2 separate regions of the Homo sapiens genome follow, and region 2 is linked to region 1. The links are chromatin loops, found by intact Hi-C in ENCODE. Cell type or tissue: IMR-90. All regions are shown on one strand. Each heading gives the region's core, and the rest is flanking DNA. Links, peaks and the distances in the headings are about the cores only. Region 1 overlaps PALM2AKAP2 (PALM2 and AKAP2 fusion). Region 2 overlaps PALM2AKAP2-AS1 (PALM2AKAP2 antisense RNA 1).

What was found. A loop is a pair of places that touch in the nucleus more often than their neighbours do. Peaks named below come from ENCODE experiments on the same cell type or tissue, not always from the same donor. Only the 100,000 strongest peaks of a DNase experiment are listed, where the experiment ranks them.
Region 2: a loop joins it to region 1, with 2.1 times the contacts of the local background. A loop is called at or near these places in 2 of 110 quality-filtered maps.

Annotation. Positions count from the first base shown.
Region 1 is chr9:109,883,725-109,892,427 of GRCh38, forward strand. The region is part of intron 3 of PALM2AKAP2 (PALM2 and AKAP2 fusion); the gene reads left to right. Among named protein-coding and RNA genes, the nearest start is that of PALM2AKAP2, 110 kb to the left of the region's middle. In IMR-90, for the core only: a CTCF peak has its summit at 4,318 (motif pointing left); a DNase peak (open chromatin) is centred at 3,547.
Region 2 is chr9:109,762,600-109,771,302 of GRCh38, forward strand. PALM2AKAP2-AS1 (PALM2AKAP2 antisense RNA 1) reads right to left here. Exons shown (of 3, transcript NR_171891.1): 2 at 2,814-2,961. It also overlaps a transcript of PALM2AKAP2 not described here. Among named protein-coding and RNA genes, the nearest start is that of PALM2AKAP2-AS1, 5.3 kb to the right of the region's middle. In IMR-90, for the core only: no CTCF peak of the experiment used is centred there; a DNase peak (open chromatin) is centred at 3,962; H3K27ac peaks cover 1,828 bases.

The DNA of each region.
Region 1 (8,703 bases), core at 403-8,402:
AAGGCTCATTGCAAACATGAGCACCCTACGGTGTTACAAAGTCCCTGTGGATTGGCTGGCATGGCTCTGCTGATAGGGCTGAGCTCACCTACGTGACTCTAATCTGCGTGTTGCCTGAGTCCACTCTTGTTTACCCTGCACTAACAGGCTAACCATGATGCTGTCTCTTTCTGGCAATGGGAGAGGTACAAGAGGGCTGAGCAGAAACAAGGCCTAGGCTCAGACTGCCCACAAGCCATCTGCCAAACCAAGTCAATGAGCAAGCCCAAAACCAAGGGAAGAGACAGCCAGCCAACTTTTAGTGGAAGGAACACAGATCAGGGAAGGGTGAAGAATGGGGATGAATAATTCAGTTTTCCAGGAGCATGATTGTTGAATTGAAAACTGCAAGCATTCAGGAAAATGGACCGGCATTAGGGAAACTACAGAAAAGACATTTAAAAAGAAAGAGGACTGGCTGGGCACAGTGGCTCATGCCTGTAATCCCAGCACTTAGGGAGACCGAGGCAGGTGGATCACCCGAGGTCAGGAGTTCAAGACCAGCCTGCTCAACATGGCAAAACCCCATCTCTACTAAAAATACAAAAATTAGATGAGTGTGGTGATGGTCGCCTGCAATCCCAGCTACTTGGGAGGTTGAGGCACGAGAATCGCTTGAACCCGGGAAGCGGAGGTTGCAGTGAGCTGAGATCATGCCACTGCACTCCAGCCTGGCAACAGAGTGAGACTACATTTCAAAGAATAAAAATAAAAATAAAGAGGACTAACTAAAACAATGCAAGAATGCAGAGAGAAAGGAAGAAGAGAGTAAGAGAGAATATGAGTGACTTCAAGATCAAATTTGCGATCTGATCTTTATATAATAGGAATCTTGAAAACTATAAGATCAGATGCAGAACCATTAAATAAAGGCATTTTAAGGGAAATCTTCATTACTCAAGGCAAAACATTAATCTGTAGATCTTTAGATTTGGGCCCCCTAGTCTAAGTCACCCCCAGCAATCAATTAGATTCTCCTAAAGAGATACATAAACTGGTTGCAAACTATAAAGTATATTAGTACAGTTGTGCCCTGAAGGTATTTTCGTCCTTGTTGTTGAACTAAGAATAGCTTGAAGACACTGAAGGAGGAATAGAGAATAGTAACCAAAGAACAAGGAACATTTCTACAAAGAAAGACTAAGGGAAATTGGGCCATTTAGTTTAGATAACAAAAGGATAATGGTATCATAACTCAGAACTTCAAGTGTATGTAGGATCTAGGCCATGTCTTAATTCTTTATGTGCAGGCCATTTTGAATATGGCAAAGACTTCAAATAAAGCATGCAAATTTCTACTTAGATGTCTATTTCCCTAGATACCTCCTAGAAGAAAGAACATAATCACCTTTTAATTCTTATTCTGTGATTCTTTACAGTGCCAGTAACTGTACAAGAAGTTCCAGGTTTACAGACATGTTTTTTTCCAAAATGTTATTTATAAATTGGTGGTGGTTTGGAAGGGCGAATGTTGTTCCTCTGCCAGAATTATTATATGTGGTGCTTAGCTTTTGAGGGCAGCCCACGAAGAAGGAAGGAATGGAGGAAGGAAGGATGGAAAAATGTAACTAGAATATTAAACCCTGGGCATTAGAATCACTTGGGAAGGTTTTTAAAAATAAGAATTACCAGGCCTCATTCTAGGAAATTTGGATTTAGTGATCCAAGTAAGGAGTCCTGTAATCTGTTTTTTAAAAGGGTGTTCCAGATAATTCTGTTGTATGGTCAGGTTCAAGAATGATTGCAGTAAATGGAAAAAAGGATAGACCATAAATGAAATCCCATTTTAATACCTAGAAACCCCCCAAGGAGAGTGGGAAGTAAATCATGTTTATAAGAAAACTGGCTTCACACACAAGGATAAAGGACAACCCAACCCTTGATTCAGACTGTTTCTGAGCCTTCCTACTTTGACCCAAGGATATGTGAAACCTGCTTTGGGGATTCCTGTAGGTGAGAGTAGCTCTGGCTTAGAGCTGAAGTCTCTCCTCCATAGGCCCCACAGTAGAGCTAAGCTTTCATTTGAAGTGGATTAGAAACAGCCTTGGTTTACCAGGCTAAAGATGATCCAGGTCAGGAAAACTGTGTGCTTTACCAAAGGCCAGAAAATTCTACCATTCTTCCAAGATTTCTTGCTAAAATTCAAAGTAATGTGGTCTTGAAGGGGTGACACCAAAGCAGCTGCAAAGGAAGAGGAAAACCCGGCTGCCACAGTGGAGAAATAGATTGTCATTCTTTTGCACAGCTTTTCCCTGGGTAATGTCAGGATTATATTTTTGGCTCCCTGGAAACCAGAATTAAAATAGGCTAAATAAGATTGGAATTGTTGAAAGCAAAATCTGTAGACGTTTCCTTTTTTGAATTTTTTGAATGTCCACATCTTCTGTATGCTTTGCTTCTTTTTGGAGTGACGTATTGAGAAAGCCCAAGAGATTGTTTCTGGCTTGGGCCCATTGCCAGCCATTGTCCGTGCCATTATTGTGTGTGGTGGGTCCCTGGAGGCCACATGTGGACCTCGGGTTGATACTTTCGGAGATTGTAGGTAGTTCGAGCCACACTAGCCCTGTTTACTTCATGTCTGCCCCAAGCATCAAGTCTTGTTGTTTACCTTGTCACTTTCCCACTTAAGATTCTCTTTCATTTCACTGGGTTTTACTAAAGTGTTTGAAATACAGGGTTTTTAACTTCCTTTGATTAGTGAGAAATATGGGGAAAATTTATCTCCCAACCTTATCAGTTGGGGGCAGACCAACCCCAGTGAAGATGAGAAACTTCATGGAGTATTAAATGAAAATGGGATGAGCTGTCACAAAGCCAGGATGTTAATTCTAGCTCTGCTGATCATTTGCTGTGTGACCTTGGGCAAGTCTTTTGCTCTCTTCAGTCTCAGTTTCCTCATATCTTCAGTGAGCCATCTCTCGGGATCTTCCAGCTCTGGTATTCTGAGTTTCTCTAATTTGAGGAGTTGGTTAGAGATCTCTTTTCTCAACAGTGTACCTGTTCCGAGAAATGTTACTGTTATAGAAGGAAGTGGTTTTGGAAACGGGTCAGAGTGGAGGAAAGAGGTTGAGTTCTCAAAAAACTAAAGGCTAGGTATAAGTAACTGATTCATCACAGAGATGACTAATTCATCAGAACAGCTGTCTGTTCTAAAATATGTCACATCAAATATTCATTGAATAAAATATTGAAGTCTCAACTGCTAACCTAGAGAGAGCCAAGCAGCTTTTAAAAAATCAGGATAGAAGTGTACTTTTCATTTCCACATTGGACCTGTGATTCTCTGAGTACCTGTGTGGGTCTCTGGTAAATACCAGAATTCACTTAATTTTCCATATTGTTAGGAGGCTCAAAGCCAAAGGCGTAGAGACATTAGGCATAAGCATATGTATCTTATTAAGCATCTGTATGTTATGTTGTGGGGTTTGGCAACCAAGAAGATGACAGTTACTTACAACTGTTCTAGAAAAGGCAACCACTGAAACATTCATTGAAATCACAAAGGACACTTGCTTGAGATTCATTGTGTTCTTCACATTTGCTATTTTTAACTCCATGATTCACTGTTCTTTTGAGCAGGGAGGGGAACACTCCACAGTGGCATTCCACATCTGTGCACTTCCAGCCGGGGTCCCCACCCCACGTTCAGCCACATTTGCAGCCCAATTATTGTTTCCATTCTTTTGTTTCCTTCCAAAATAAAACTATATATGCTATGTATACAGTAAACTATATAGTAGTGTCTCTATATTGTGTAATATTTCCTGTTTTGTCACTCCCTTCTGGGTAGCGGCCTAGCTTTTCTGCCTCCATTTAATTCATTAATTTTCTAATTTAAGCCTTGTAATACTCCCATGAGGTAGTGATGATGATGATGATGATGAAGAGAGAAGAGAAGCACAGGAGGTGAAGTAACTTGCTGCCCCCCCCTAAAAAAATTCAATGGAAGGACATACAAGATGAATGAAAAATAATTTTAAAAAAGTGAAAGAGCAAGTATTTGAACTCAACTCTGCCTAATTCTAAAGCATGTTCTCAAAAATCCCAACAGAAGTTGTTATTTTAAGCTAAATTTTTTTGAGACCTCTGATATTGAGTGAAATTACACTAACGTGCACCTCGTGATGTAGGAGGAGGGACAGGTAATGTGATTCTCCCTCCTCAACCTCCACACATGCTTCTTCAGAAGGCGGTGCATCAGACGCACCATGACTCTGGAGGTGCCGGTCTTCAGCCTATTGTGGGTGGTCATCATGATGGTGAGACTGCCCCCTTCAGGTTCTTTCATGAAGTGCAGGTTTCATTTTGGGCTTGGCTCCTTTCTGTCTCTTTTGGAAGCCCTTTGTTCCTGATTGCACTTTCTAGCCTGTGTACAGTCTAAACCTCTGCGGGAAACAGTGTGTGCTTCTGAAAAGGGCTCCAGCATAGCAAACTCACTAGAAAGCCGGACCTCAGAGCTTGACCAAACTTGGCTGGAGTCCTAGTTCTGTATTTACAAGTTGTTTGATCTTGGACAAGCCATGTAAACTCTCTGGACTTAAGTGTCCTCGCCTGTACATTGGGGAAAACTATACCCACCTTGCAGTGCTGTTGTAATGTGTAGAGGTCAGGTGTGTTTGTGAAGTGCCAAGAACAGCAGGTTGTCAGTAAGAATAGTGCTGTTGGCTGGGCACTGTGGCTCATGCCTGTAATCCCAGCACTTTGGGAGGCTGAGACAGATGGATCACCTGAGGTCAGGAGTCCGAGACCAGCCTGGCCAACATGGTGAAACCTCTTCTCTACTAAAAATACAAAAAATTAGCCAGGCGTGGTTGCAGGCGCTTGTAATCCCAGCTACTCAGGAGGCTGAGGCAGGAAAATCACTTGAACCCAGGAGGCGGAGGTTGCAGTGAGCCGAGATCGCACCATTGCACTCCAGCCTGGGCATCAAGAGCAAAATTTTGCCTCCAAAAAAAAAAAAAAAAAAAAAGAATAGTGCTGTTCTTATTGTTGTTTCTTCCATCCCCCTACAGCAGAGTTTCTTAACAGCTGTGCTATTGACATTTAGGGCTGGATAGTTATTTGTTGTGAGTGGCTGTCTTGAGTATTGCAAGATGTTTAGTAGCATCCCTGGCCTCTACCTAGTGGCTTCCAGGGGCACCATTGCCCTTTCCCAGTCATGATAATAAAACATGTCTCCAGACATTGCTGAATGTTGCCTTGGGGGACAAAATCTCTCCAAGTTGAGAACTACTGCTCAAAAGCCTGGCATTATGTGTATTGATACTAAGATGAGAATCTCACCACCGAGTAGTTCCAGAATACAGAACCCTAAAAAGATTTATGAAGATAACATTAGTGATTCTCAGTGCAAAATGACAAAGTGTTTCAGTTACTTGAAAATAAAAGGCTTCTCTTATGCACTGAGCCATGAAAGTCTGTTCAGAGTTAAAAAGAAATAGTTGCTTTTTTGGTTTTTGCATTCAGTATTGTGCTGCTTTTGCAAAGGCAATAATTTTATGACAGTTCATAAAACCATGGAATCTTAGAGTATGCATAACTGACATGTTATGCGGATCAACTCCTATCTGATTCTTGAATTTGCAATGAACGTAATGAGTGGGAGTGAAAAAACAGTCTCTCCCCAAAGCCTGAAAGTGACAGGAAACTCATTTACTTGCAAAATAAAACCCAAGTATATACTGGAACAACTCTAATTATTACAGAGGATCCTCCTTTGGGATGAAAGTTTTGTTCCCTGCAGCTCCTACCCTCTCTCTGGTCCCTGCCCTATCCTCCAAGGACCACACAGAAAAAGCCCTCTTCACTGACTGAAAAAATCTAGATGCTTAGGGTTTGTGGTCAGCTTTGCAAGCTGGCACAGGTAAGGGAGGAAACACTCTGAAATTGCAGTGCAGCATTTCAACATTTCATGTGTGTTACTTAGCAACAATAGCAGGAGGCCTGCCAGATGTACCAGAGTCATCGTGCCTCGCTCAGGTTTTGTAGGATCCATTATAATCATCTCATTATTGGTCTGGCAAATTGGGTTTATAGTGCCCAGAACTATGAAAATAGTAGTTGAATTTCTTCCATACACTGAGGCCATGTAAGAGCCATATTTGGGAAATACATGCATTTCCCAGCCCTCAGAACAATTGCTGCAATGGAAGGAATTCTGCAAAGTCAACTTTTTTGGTAGCCAGTTCCAGGCTTTTTGGCCTATGATTGCCACACCCCAAGTTTTCTCTCTACAAAAAGCTTTGATAATAGTCTTTTTCCAATTTTAGGTCACCTTGCATAGCCCCTCTGGCTTGTAACGTGGTCATTTCCAACCGTTCTACATTCTTGATGAAATGAAAACAGCAAGCTTCCTGTTGACATACTCTTCCACAGTTTTCATGAATTATGCATTTTGAAGGCAGCAGACAAGATGGTGTCTCAGTCCTTTCCAGCGATTCTCCAGCATGGAGGTCTTATTTGGTACATCCATCACAAGGGCCCGGAGCCAAGATGATCTCTTGAGCACAATCCCCACTTCGTGTTTCCCCTTTTCACTGTGTAGGCCACAGGGAAGAGTACTGTGGGACCCGAGGCTGCTTGATACTCATCAAGGCCCGCTTCCTCCAGCCTTCCTAGCTTCTCTTTCCCTCAGGTCTAGGCGTGGAGCCCTCCAGGACAGCGAACGGGTGATAAAATATACAAACTGTCTCTGATTATGGGATTTTGGCTCCTTAGCCAATGCATGCAAGGATGGTAGAAAAAACACTCATCTTCCTTCTACTATCCTAAAAGCAACTTCCGACATCAAGAATTTTTTTGGATCTCTCATCCAAAGGTATAAACCTTAACAGTGGGAAATTCAGACCAGGTGAGAGGAAAGGGTTACACACTAAGAGATGACTTAGGTTTGGGTAGTTTCATCAGGAGAGGTCTGCCTGCATCCTGGTTCCTGTCCTTGTTTTGGGAAACTCTTTTTAGCATACTTGGAGTACATATTCAGTTAAACTTGCAAAGTGAAGAATCAGAGAATGGAGGCCTAAATGTGATTCACCTGAGGCCACACGCAGAGTGAGGAGATACCAGTGTGCTTCCTGCAGAAGCATCTCCCACATCTCTGCCAAGCCTTTTTATCTCCTTTGAAACAGAATCTCTAATGGAATAAACCACTCCAGGGATCCTAGAGTCTTGTGTTTGTTCCTCCTATGCAGAAAGGCAAAGGAAAAAATTAAATAATATCTGAATACCGCCCAGTGCACAGAGAGTACCTGTGAAATTACAGGGACATTCAGCCAGCAAAGAATGTCCCCCTGGCCAGGGTGCCTGGAGGAAGGCTTTTAAGCATTACCATGCTGTACAGCATGGGGCTGCCAGCTTGACCAGATTCTAGCTGGAAGGATCAGGCATCTTTAAAGACCGGTAGCATTCAGGGCCATTGCTGGGCCACATGGCTCCTTTGTGCAATTAGAAAATGCAGTTCCACAGGGTAGGCAGCACTTAGAAAGCCACTGGCTGGACTTCACCTCCCTTTGTTCCCTTGGCTAGCATCTTGGGCAACAACATTCTGTACAAGCATGCACCATGGCCCTGCTGGCTTCTTGGTCTCCACGTGCCTCCTTCTTGTTGGTCATTAAGGTTATGCCATTTTCCCCCATTATTAAGTAATGTCAGGTAAGGTCTGAGGAGATGGAGATGAAGACTTTTACAGGTCGCAGGGGAACACTGACATGTCACTCATCATTTTGTGTGTGTGTGTGTGTGAGACAGAGTCTCACTCACTCTGTAGCCAGGCTGGAGTGCATTGGCAGAATCTCAGCTCACTGCAACCTCCCATCTCCTGGATTCAAGCGATTCTCTCCTGTCTCAGCCTCCTGAATAATTGGGATTACAGGCACCCGCCACCATGCCAGGCTGATGTTTGTATTTTTCGTAATGATGGGGTTCCACCATGTTAGCCAGGCTGGCTTTGAACTCCTGACCTCAAGCGATCTGCTCACCTTGGCCTCCCAAAGTGCTGGGATTACAGGTGTGAATCCCCGTGCCTGGCCATCACCCATCAATTTTTAAATGGTGGAGTAGCTCCCATGATGGATGTTATGAAAGGGTCTATGGGTGCATATGAAAGGGAGTGGTCATTACTACTCAGTCCAGGTAAAACTCCCTGGATGGAGGGTGAAGACAATGTGGTTTGAGTTGTTAGGTAAATGTTTCCTTATCATTTTTCATTATATGTTACATTTACATTCTGTTCATCCCTAAGATATAACTCCTTAAGATTACATCTCTCAGATGTAAACTCCACCAGAGTAAGGACTGTCTTGGTTACCTACTGTGTTCATTTCCTGAGACTGATGTAACAAATTTCTACACGTTCGTGGCTTAAAACAGCTCCAGAGGCCAGAAGTCCAAAATCAAGATACTGGCAGGGCTGTGCTTTCCCCAGAGCATCTAGAGGCAAATCCTTCCTTGCCTCTCTCAGCTTAGTGGGTCCAGACATTCCTTGGCTTGTGGCTGTGTCGCTCTAATCTCTGCCTTTGTCTTCACATGGGCTTCTCCTCTTGTCTCTGTGTCTTCTCCTTTGTCTCTCATAAAGACCCCTATCATTGGATTTAGGGCCCTCCTAAATAATTCAGGATAATCTCTTCTCAAGATCCTTAAATTAATTACATCTACACAGACCCTTTT
Region 2 (8,703 bases), core at 492-8,491, 120 kb before region 1:
CAGCAGCCTTTGTGCTTTGTCATTGCAACCCAGGCCAATGTAAGTCACTCACTGTGAGGCAGGAAAAAAACCCTAAGTTATTATAAAGGGGCAAAAGCTACTTTTATATACTTTTCAGAAGTCTCTTGCCTTGGAGCTGAGATAATGGGAAATTTTAAAAAGGAAAATAGGAGAATGACATAGACAAGTGACTTTTTGCCTTGGCAGACATGGCTTTCCTACCCTCCTTTTATCTCAATGCCCCTCCTTCCCATTCCCCAGGGGGTGGAGGGGAGGAAAGAGATGGGAATGCTGAGAACAGAAACCAGAGTAAACATTAGGATTTTAGGGTCAGGAAAGAGCTCAAAGATGTTAAGACCATGTGGCCAGAGCTGGCCACATGATCAGAGCCAGGCACATGCCTATGTGGACAGAGAAGCCAAGAGAGACCAGAGGGCAGCACTTTCAGGGAGTCAATAAGGGTAGAGCCTTTTCAAGGATATAAGTGGAGAGAGCAAAGGACTCCTTGAGAAGCAGGTCCCAAAAGCAGGGCTAGAGAGTTGGACAGGTTAACATATCCCGGGGGTCACTGTGGCATGAAAAACAGAAGCTGAGGGAAACTCAGAGGGCGGAGGGACCACAAAAGCCTGAAACCCAGAAGGCTGGCCTCCTCCTGCCCACCATCCATTGCCAGGCCCTATTCATCCTCCCCGCCTCCTCAAATCTGCCCTTTTCTCTCCATCTCCATAGAGCTGAGACCACGGGCTATACTACCAGACTGTCGGTAGGTAAGACCCTGCCCTGCCTCCTACTTGCTTTGCAACCCTAGGTCAAATACCTAACTTCTCTGTGCCTCAGTTTCTTCATCTGAAAGATGGGAATGATACTACCATATCCAGTTTAGGAACTGTTTGGGGTGCCAAATGAATTGACACCTGTGAAGCATTCACAGGGTACTTAATATTAGTTTCTTAGCTATGTTAGTTTCCTAGGGATGCTGTAAGACATGACCACTCACTGGGTGGCTTAAAACAAGAGAAATTCACTCTCTCATAGTTCTGGGAGTGGGAAGTCTGAAATCAAGGTGTCAGCAGGGTTGGTTCCTTCTGGAGGCTCTAAGGAAGAATCTGTCCTTGCTTCTCTCCTAGCTTCTGGCAGCTGCTGGAATTTCAGAGATGCATAGGCCCTCAATGTGGGGTGGGAGGGAAGTAGGTGGAGGTCCTTGGCTCATGGACACATTGCTCCAATCTCTGCCTCTGTCTCCATGTGGCCTTCCCCTCTGGGTGTGTGTGTGTGTCTTAAATCTCTTTCTCTTATGAAGACATTGGTTATTGGGTTTAGGTCCCACCTTAAATTCAGGATGATTTATCTCAATATCCTTAACTAAATTACTTCTGCAAAGACTCTAAGTGAAGTCACATTCACAAGTACAAGGGGTAGGACTTGGACAGATCTTTTGGACAGCCACTATTCACCCAGGTACAGTCATCATAGTTATTACTTTCAATTCAGGCTCCTATTGTCTCTTGACTATACTCTTATAATAGTCTCCTTGCCTGCAGTCTTCACACAGCAACCCATTCTCAGTAAAGTATCCCCAGTGAGCTTTCCAAAACATCTTCCTCTTTTACACCCTCAAGTGGCTCCCTGTCACCTGCAGGGGAACATCTGACATGCTGAACTAGACCCAACCTGGAGCTTATCTCATCTCCCCAGGGCCATCTCCCACCCCCCTCCATCTTGTACATCCTTCTCCAAAACAGGGTGTCTCCCAGAACTCTAAACACACTGCGCTCTTTTACACCTCCTGGCCTTTGCACAGCTTGTTCTCTCTGCCTATATACTACCTCCCCCCTAGCCCCCATTGAGAGCCTATGCATCCTTGAAGTTCAGTTCTTATTTCATCTCCTCTGAGATGCCTTCCTGGACCCTTCTCTGGCAGTTCCCCTAGATCCCAAGAACTGCCTCCTTATCCTTACTGATTCTTGAGCTCACCCCTGTCATCAAACTGTATCAACTGATTCCCAAAGATCTATTAATGTTTCTGTTGCCCCTTGAGAGTTGCACCTTATTCAACTCTGCCTCACCGATGCCAGTGCAGTAGTGGAAGGTGTTGAATGATGAATGACTGGTGGATGGATGGATGAATGGATGGATGGACGGATGGATGGATGGGATGGGATGGATGGATAGATGGATGCATGGGTAGATGAATGAACGGATAAAGGGATGAATATTTTTTAAAAAAAAGAAAAGAAAACTCTGAGTCAGGAATCATTTGGAACTACAAGGTGAAACCTGGACTAAAGCTAGGACCATCTGTGATGAGAAGACCTGAGCAGTTATTAGTGAGGAAGGAATGTGGATACTCAGGATTCATATCTTTGTCATATAAATAATGAACAGCCATGTATCTGAACTGCCCCATAGATGATGCCAAAAGTAACTGCTGAGCAAACTCATTATAGCTCTGATTCTTTTTAATGTCTAAAGCCTTAAAATAAAGAAACCCCTTTGGGAGTGGATAAAACGTGGTTCTCACATCTTACACTTTAGTATGAATTAGATTTACCTGGTCCATAAGTTTAAAATGTGGACACCTAAGCTCCACCCCCAGAGATTCTGATGAAGTCAGTCTGAGGCAGGCTCAGTGATTTGTGAAGAGGTTAAAATTGCAAATTCTGGCTCTGCCACATCTGTGCTATATGACCTTAGGCAGTTCCTTAATTTTTCATGTCTTAAGTGGAGACAATGCTAGTACTTCTTCACAGAATTGTGATGAGTTAAATACTAGTAAGAAGAGTTCAGCACATGTAAGTGCTCAGTAATGTTACCTGCAGTCATTGCCGTCTTCATCACCATCATCATGATCACCATCATCATGATCATGATCATGATCATCATCATCATCATCATCATCATCATCATCATCATCATCAATGACATCTGTGGTTTTTAATAGTGGCTGCATAGTAAAATCACCTGAGAAATTTACAAATAGATCCTGATATAGTTAGTCTGGAGTGGGCATTGGGTAAGGGTATAATTTTAGAGCAACCCGCCTTTAAAAGTCTGATGTGCAGTCACAGTTGAGACCCAGCCTTGATCTGTGCTTCTCAAACTTGAATTGTGCACAGATCACTAGGGCAGTTTGTAAAAAATGCAGATTCTGATTCAGAAGGTCTCAGGGTGTTGATAATCTGCATTTCAAACAAGCTCCAGGTAATGCTGCTGCTGCTGTCACAGACCACAGTATGAGGCATCAGGTTTTAGGGGATGAGTAAAACCTCCTGAGCCTGAGATGCAATGCACAACATGGTCGGGGACTTGGTATCAACCCAGTGACCAATTGTGATGGAGGCCACATGGTTCCTGGTTATACCCAGGCCTGTCATATGCAGAGTGTCACATGCCTGCCTTCTGGAATTCCCCCAGCTCCTCACTAATGTCCCAGGGAGGAGAGGCAGGCAGGCTGTCTTGGGCTTCTCTGATAAGATATGTCAAGTGTACATGCATTACCTTCCCTACTGTCTGGGGAGTCCTTTCGGAAAGCACTTAAGGACATGCTATGCACTGAGCACTTAGCTCTTTATATTGTGGAGCTCAGGGTCAACGTTTTGCCCATAAAAGGGCCACTTGTGTAGGTCAAACTGCCGAGTCAATGACCCTGCCCAGTGGGAATAGTATTGTCACCCCTGTTTTTGGCACAAATGATTTGAGTGTTTTCCAAACATCATTAAATGCCAAGGTCCCTGACCCTAAATGTGGTTCAGGTGTAGGGACTCAGAGGCCCACAGCTAGACTGGGCAAGGGAGGGGTAGAAGATTAAAATGGGAATGACTGACAGGCATAGGCTATTAATTCTCAAAGGTTGGCTCTGCATCTTCTTGCAGACTCATTGCGATTTCCTCAAAGCAAGGCCTTCACTGCCTGGTTGTGCATCATAGAGTTCACAGCATTGTGAAATCACCCTTAAGGCAAAGCTGACAGCATCTTTATTTATTGTGCATGGATTTCATGTTAACCTCATCATCCTTTTGCTGCATGTTGATAAGGCAGAAATAGTGAGTCATTTAAATAGCGGATTACAAAGACTCTGATGTAGTAAATCTACCCTCTAGGTTTTCATTTCATAAAGAATCTGTGCATTATTTATCATCCTCATCAGCAGAATAATAAAAGCCAACACAGACCTTCTCATGAACCCCATAATGTAGATATTATTGTCCTCAGTTTACCCAGGATAAAATTGAGGCACAGAGAGGTTAAGTACCTTGCCCAGGGCTCCCCCATGCCAATAAATATGGAGCTGACGTTGGAACCCAGAGCCTTGCAGTGCCAGTGCTGTTAGCCACTGTCCCCGACTCCATTTGTGAGAATGCTGCTGACTGGCATTTATGAGAGTGCTTAGTACCTGCCAGACACTGTGCCTGGGGATTTACATGGATTATCTACTTTTACCCTCAAAACACCGATATGAGTTAGGCACTATTAATTTCATTTTCTGATTGAGAGAGCTGATGTGAGAGAAATGCAGTGATTTTCTCAAGTTTAAACTCACCTTGTAAGCTTCAAAGCTGTGATTGGAACCCTAGGGGTCCATGTTCCCCTTGCTCATGTGTTCTGGCCCCTCCTCAGCTGACTTTGGATTTTTGTCCCCTCCTACTGCTCCCTCCAACCCCAGAGTGAAGGTCTCCTGGCTTTGTCCAAACATTAGTTCCATCAGGGCCGCCCCACCGGCCTGTGCCCACCCTAATACCACTTCCTTGGAGTCCCTTTTGCCATTGGAGATGATGCATTCACAGGTTCCAGGGATTAGGGCGTGGGCATCTTTGGAGGCTGTTGCCCCATCTACCCCTACCACACCATTTTGCAGGTCTCTCACATGAATCCTGCAGGATCTTGCTGGTTTCCCTGCTTACATCTTCTTCCCTGCCTCATCCCTGGCAGCTGGAGTGACCTTTTAAAATGTAAATACATTACTTTGCAGTTTGCTTAACCCCTCCCAAGGCCGAGATCTGGTGGGGCCACCCTCTGGCCTCCTCTCCCTGAACCCCTCCCCTCGCTCCCTCTGCCCTGACATGACTCCATCGCTGGCTTCATTCGGGGCTGTCTGATTGTCACTTCCTCCTCCCATACCTAAACCATCACCCCCATGCCACTCTCTCCCCTTAGTGTTGGCTTGCTTCAGAGCATTCCTAAGTTACAGTGTGCACTTCTCTACTCTTAATGTCTCTCTCCCTTCCCTGGATTCTAGGTGGAAAAAAGGCAGCTGATCTCTAGCACATGGGACAATGCCTGGTTCAAAGCGTGGGCTAATACATTTAGCAGGATGGAAGGAGGGAAGGTGGGATGGAAGGAAAAGAGGGAGAGAGGGAGAAAAGAAGGAAGGAGAAAGGAAGGAAGGAAGGAGGGAGCAAAGGCAGGTAGGTAGGAAGAAAGGAAGGAAGGAAAGAAAAAGAGGGAAGGAAGGAAAGAAAAACAGTGAAGGAAGGAGGAAGGGAGGGAAGACAGGCAGGAAGAAAGGTAAGAAGAAAGGAAGGAAAGAAAGAAAGAAATGGAAGGAAAGAAGGAAGGAGGAAGGAAAGTAGGAGGGCAGGAGGGAGTAAAGCAGGCAGGCAGGGAGAAAAAAGGAAGGAAGGAAAGAAGGAAGGAAGGATGGGGGAGTCAGCTCAGTTGATTGTCCTTTTAATGTTTGTTATCTGAGGCCTTATTCCTTAGGATGACAGTCCAAGTACTTAAAAAAAAAGTATCCCTTTTGCCTCTTTCAAATGCATATTTTTTATTCTTAAATTTTTTATTGATACATAATGTTTGTACATATGTATGGGATTTATGTGATATTTTGTTACATGCATAAAATATGTAATGATTAAGTTAGGGTATGTGAGGTATCCAGCACCTCAAGCTTTTATGATTTTTATGTGTTGGGAACATTTCAAGTTCTCTCTTTTAGCTATTTTGAAATATGCAATTTTTTAAATAATACTGCTAAATGTTCCTGATACTTAAGTAGTTCCACACAGTCACATACTACAAACAGTAAGCTCATCACCTGATATTATTACATCTGCCACTTAGAAGCTGTGTGACTGGAAGCACTCTGTGCCTCAGTTACCTCATCTGTAAAATTCAGATAATAATAGTGCTACTCTCATAGGCTGATATGAGGTTTACATTAGTTAATATATGTAAAGCACTTTGAATGAATTCAGTAATATAGTCAGCACCATGTAAGTGTGTATTAAATTTAAAAATAGACCAGGCAAGGTGGCTCATGCCTATAATCCTAGCACTTCAGGAGGCCAAGGTGGGAGGATTGCTTGCACCTAAGAGTTTGAGACCAGCCTGGGCAACATAGTGAGACCCTATCTCTATTTATAATAAATAAATATAAAAACAACTTAAGTTCAAGACTATCCTCTCCAGTCTTCTATTCATACTTTTATTTAATTTAAAAAGACTGTTGGAAACTTTCAAGTTTTTACTTGCATTAGTTTGTTTCTGCCTTATCAGAACCCATAAAAATAGTAGTTTTTACTGACATTAGTTTGTTTCTGCCTTATAAGAACCCATAAAAATACTAGTTTTTTACTCCTACGAAAGTGAAATGGCAAAAGTGTACCTATGCACATTATTTTTCCCACCAATGGTCATATTCTTAGCAAATAAACGTTTCCTCTGTGGGCTGGGGGTGTTACAATGTTTTTAAATAGTGGGATTATCAAGTTTAGGGTTTTATTGGCTCAGAGGGCAAGTGTGAAATCTTGAGTCTGTCTGGTGCTGGGGTTTGAAACCTGATGCCCATGTGTCACTTGCTTTATTAAGTCACCACCTTGGAAGGGCTGCTTCCTCCTTATTAATGAAAAGCCTGCTCCATTTGTTTTGGCTTGCACCAACCTAACAGTGTCTTTAAATCAGCGACAGACTGTTTTCCTTGGAAGCCACAGAGTCCAATAGTTTTGGACTAAGCTCAGATTCTGGCTAGAACTTCCAAACTGGAAGTAAAATGACTTCACCCAACAGTGGTTGGGGGGAAAAGCCAGGCAGGCTTTTGGAAAGTGGATTTTTAATATTGGAGGATATTTGTGAAGGTGCCTGATGAGATGGACCTAACAGTGTTTGAGGGTGATGTGGACAAACCGTTTTATTATTCTGTTTCAACATAGTGCTATGTTTTATTTAAATGAATTTGCAACTTGGGGTCCTGAAATCTATTTTTGTTTTTGTTTCCACCTAGAATAGAAAGCACTTTCAAGCTTATCCTGGGAGGCAAGAATAGATTGAAAGGATAACTACTGTATGTAGATGCAAAGGAGGTACCTTCTCGGGGAGATCGGGTGAAGGCTGTTCTCCCTAGAAGAACTAAAGGCTGGGTAGACATGGAGTCAGAGGAAGCTTTGGTTGGGAGAAAGACAGTGGCAGTAACCCAAGCCCAGAGAGGGGATTCCTTGGCATTTGTGCCTTTTCTGTGCCATCAACAGTGAAAAGAACTAGAGAAGGGCAGCTCTCAGAGCTCAGACAGCCAATGGTTGGCTAGGTCAGAGGAGCTCTTGGGCTGGGTCGGAGTTGGCCAGACTTCTTGTGCTCTTCCATTCATACCCAAAAGGAGCTTCTGGGTCTTGAAGATAAACCACTTTCTCTTGTTCCTCTCAGTTGCTCTGATATTCTAAGACCCAGAGCAGATTTTTTTTTTTAACCAGGAGTCCATGAGTCTTCTAAGAATGTCCTTGGAAGAATTCAAGGAATTCCTGATACCCCAGAAACTATACATAAAATGCTGTATGCATGTGCACTGCTCTGAGAAGGAGTCTATAGTTCTTACCAGATTCTTGAAAGGATTCTGTGAACTCTTCTCCCCTAAAGCTTAGAATCACTGTTCTGGATGGTACCAAAAACCACACAGTAGAACACTTTATACTTTTGTCTCCCACCTCTGATAATAAATGCAGAATTTGGCATAGTCAAAATGTTACAAAAGGTTTGTACAGCATCAAAAGACCTTGGATTGCAAATTTTACAGGTAAGAGGCAATGACCAGGTTAGCAACCAGTCAAGAACATTCATGAGCAAATGCTGGTCTAGTCTGAAGGGCCATCTTGGGTACACTTGGGCACAACTGGTGCTGGGCTGAACATGCCACTCAGGAGTTTTTACTGGAACACAGGCATGTAGAAACACATCTAGAAGGATATAGGTGTCAACATCCAGAAGGATACAGGTGTCAACAGATAAGATTATGCTCATAATTAGAAAATAGAATTCATTGAGCATCTGCAATATGCCAGGAGCTTTGTATACATTATCTCATTTGTTTGTCACAATAATCTTATGAAATGAATACTATTGTATTTCCCATTTTACAGACAGCATAGCTTAAACTCAGAGAAGTCAAGTACAATTCTCAAGGTCATTAAGTGGTAAGAACTGGAAGATAAGGTCAGGTTTGTCCAATCTATGCTTCCTCCCAACTTAAGTAGCTTCATCACATGCAAACAATGATCATGGTGGCTTATGGGACACCAATTAATCTGACAAGAGCTCCTTCGAGGCTGTGACTTTATAATTTTTAGAATTAACTGAAAGAGTGGCAAGTTGAGCATTCAATTTGCAAGTCATGCTATGTTTGGAATTAGGAGGGATAACCCCTTTTCCTTCCCAAAGGGACTGACAAGCATACCAAGAGGGGGTGGGATTTCTGGAACTCTGTGAAGTTAACAAGAA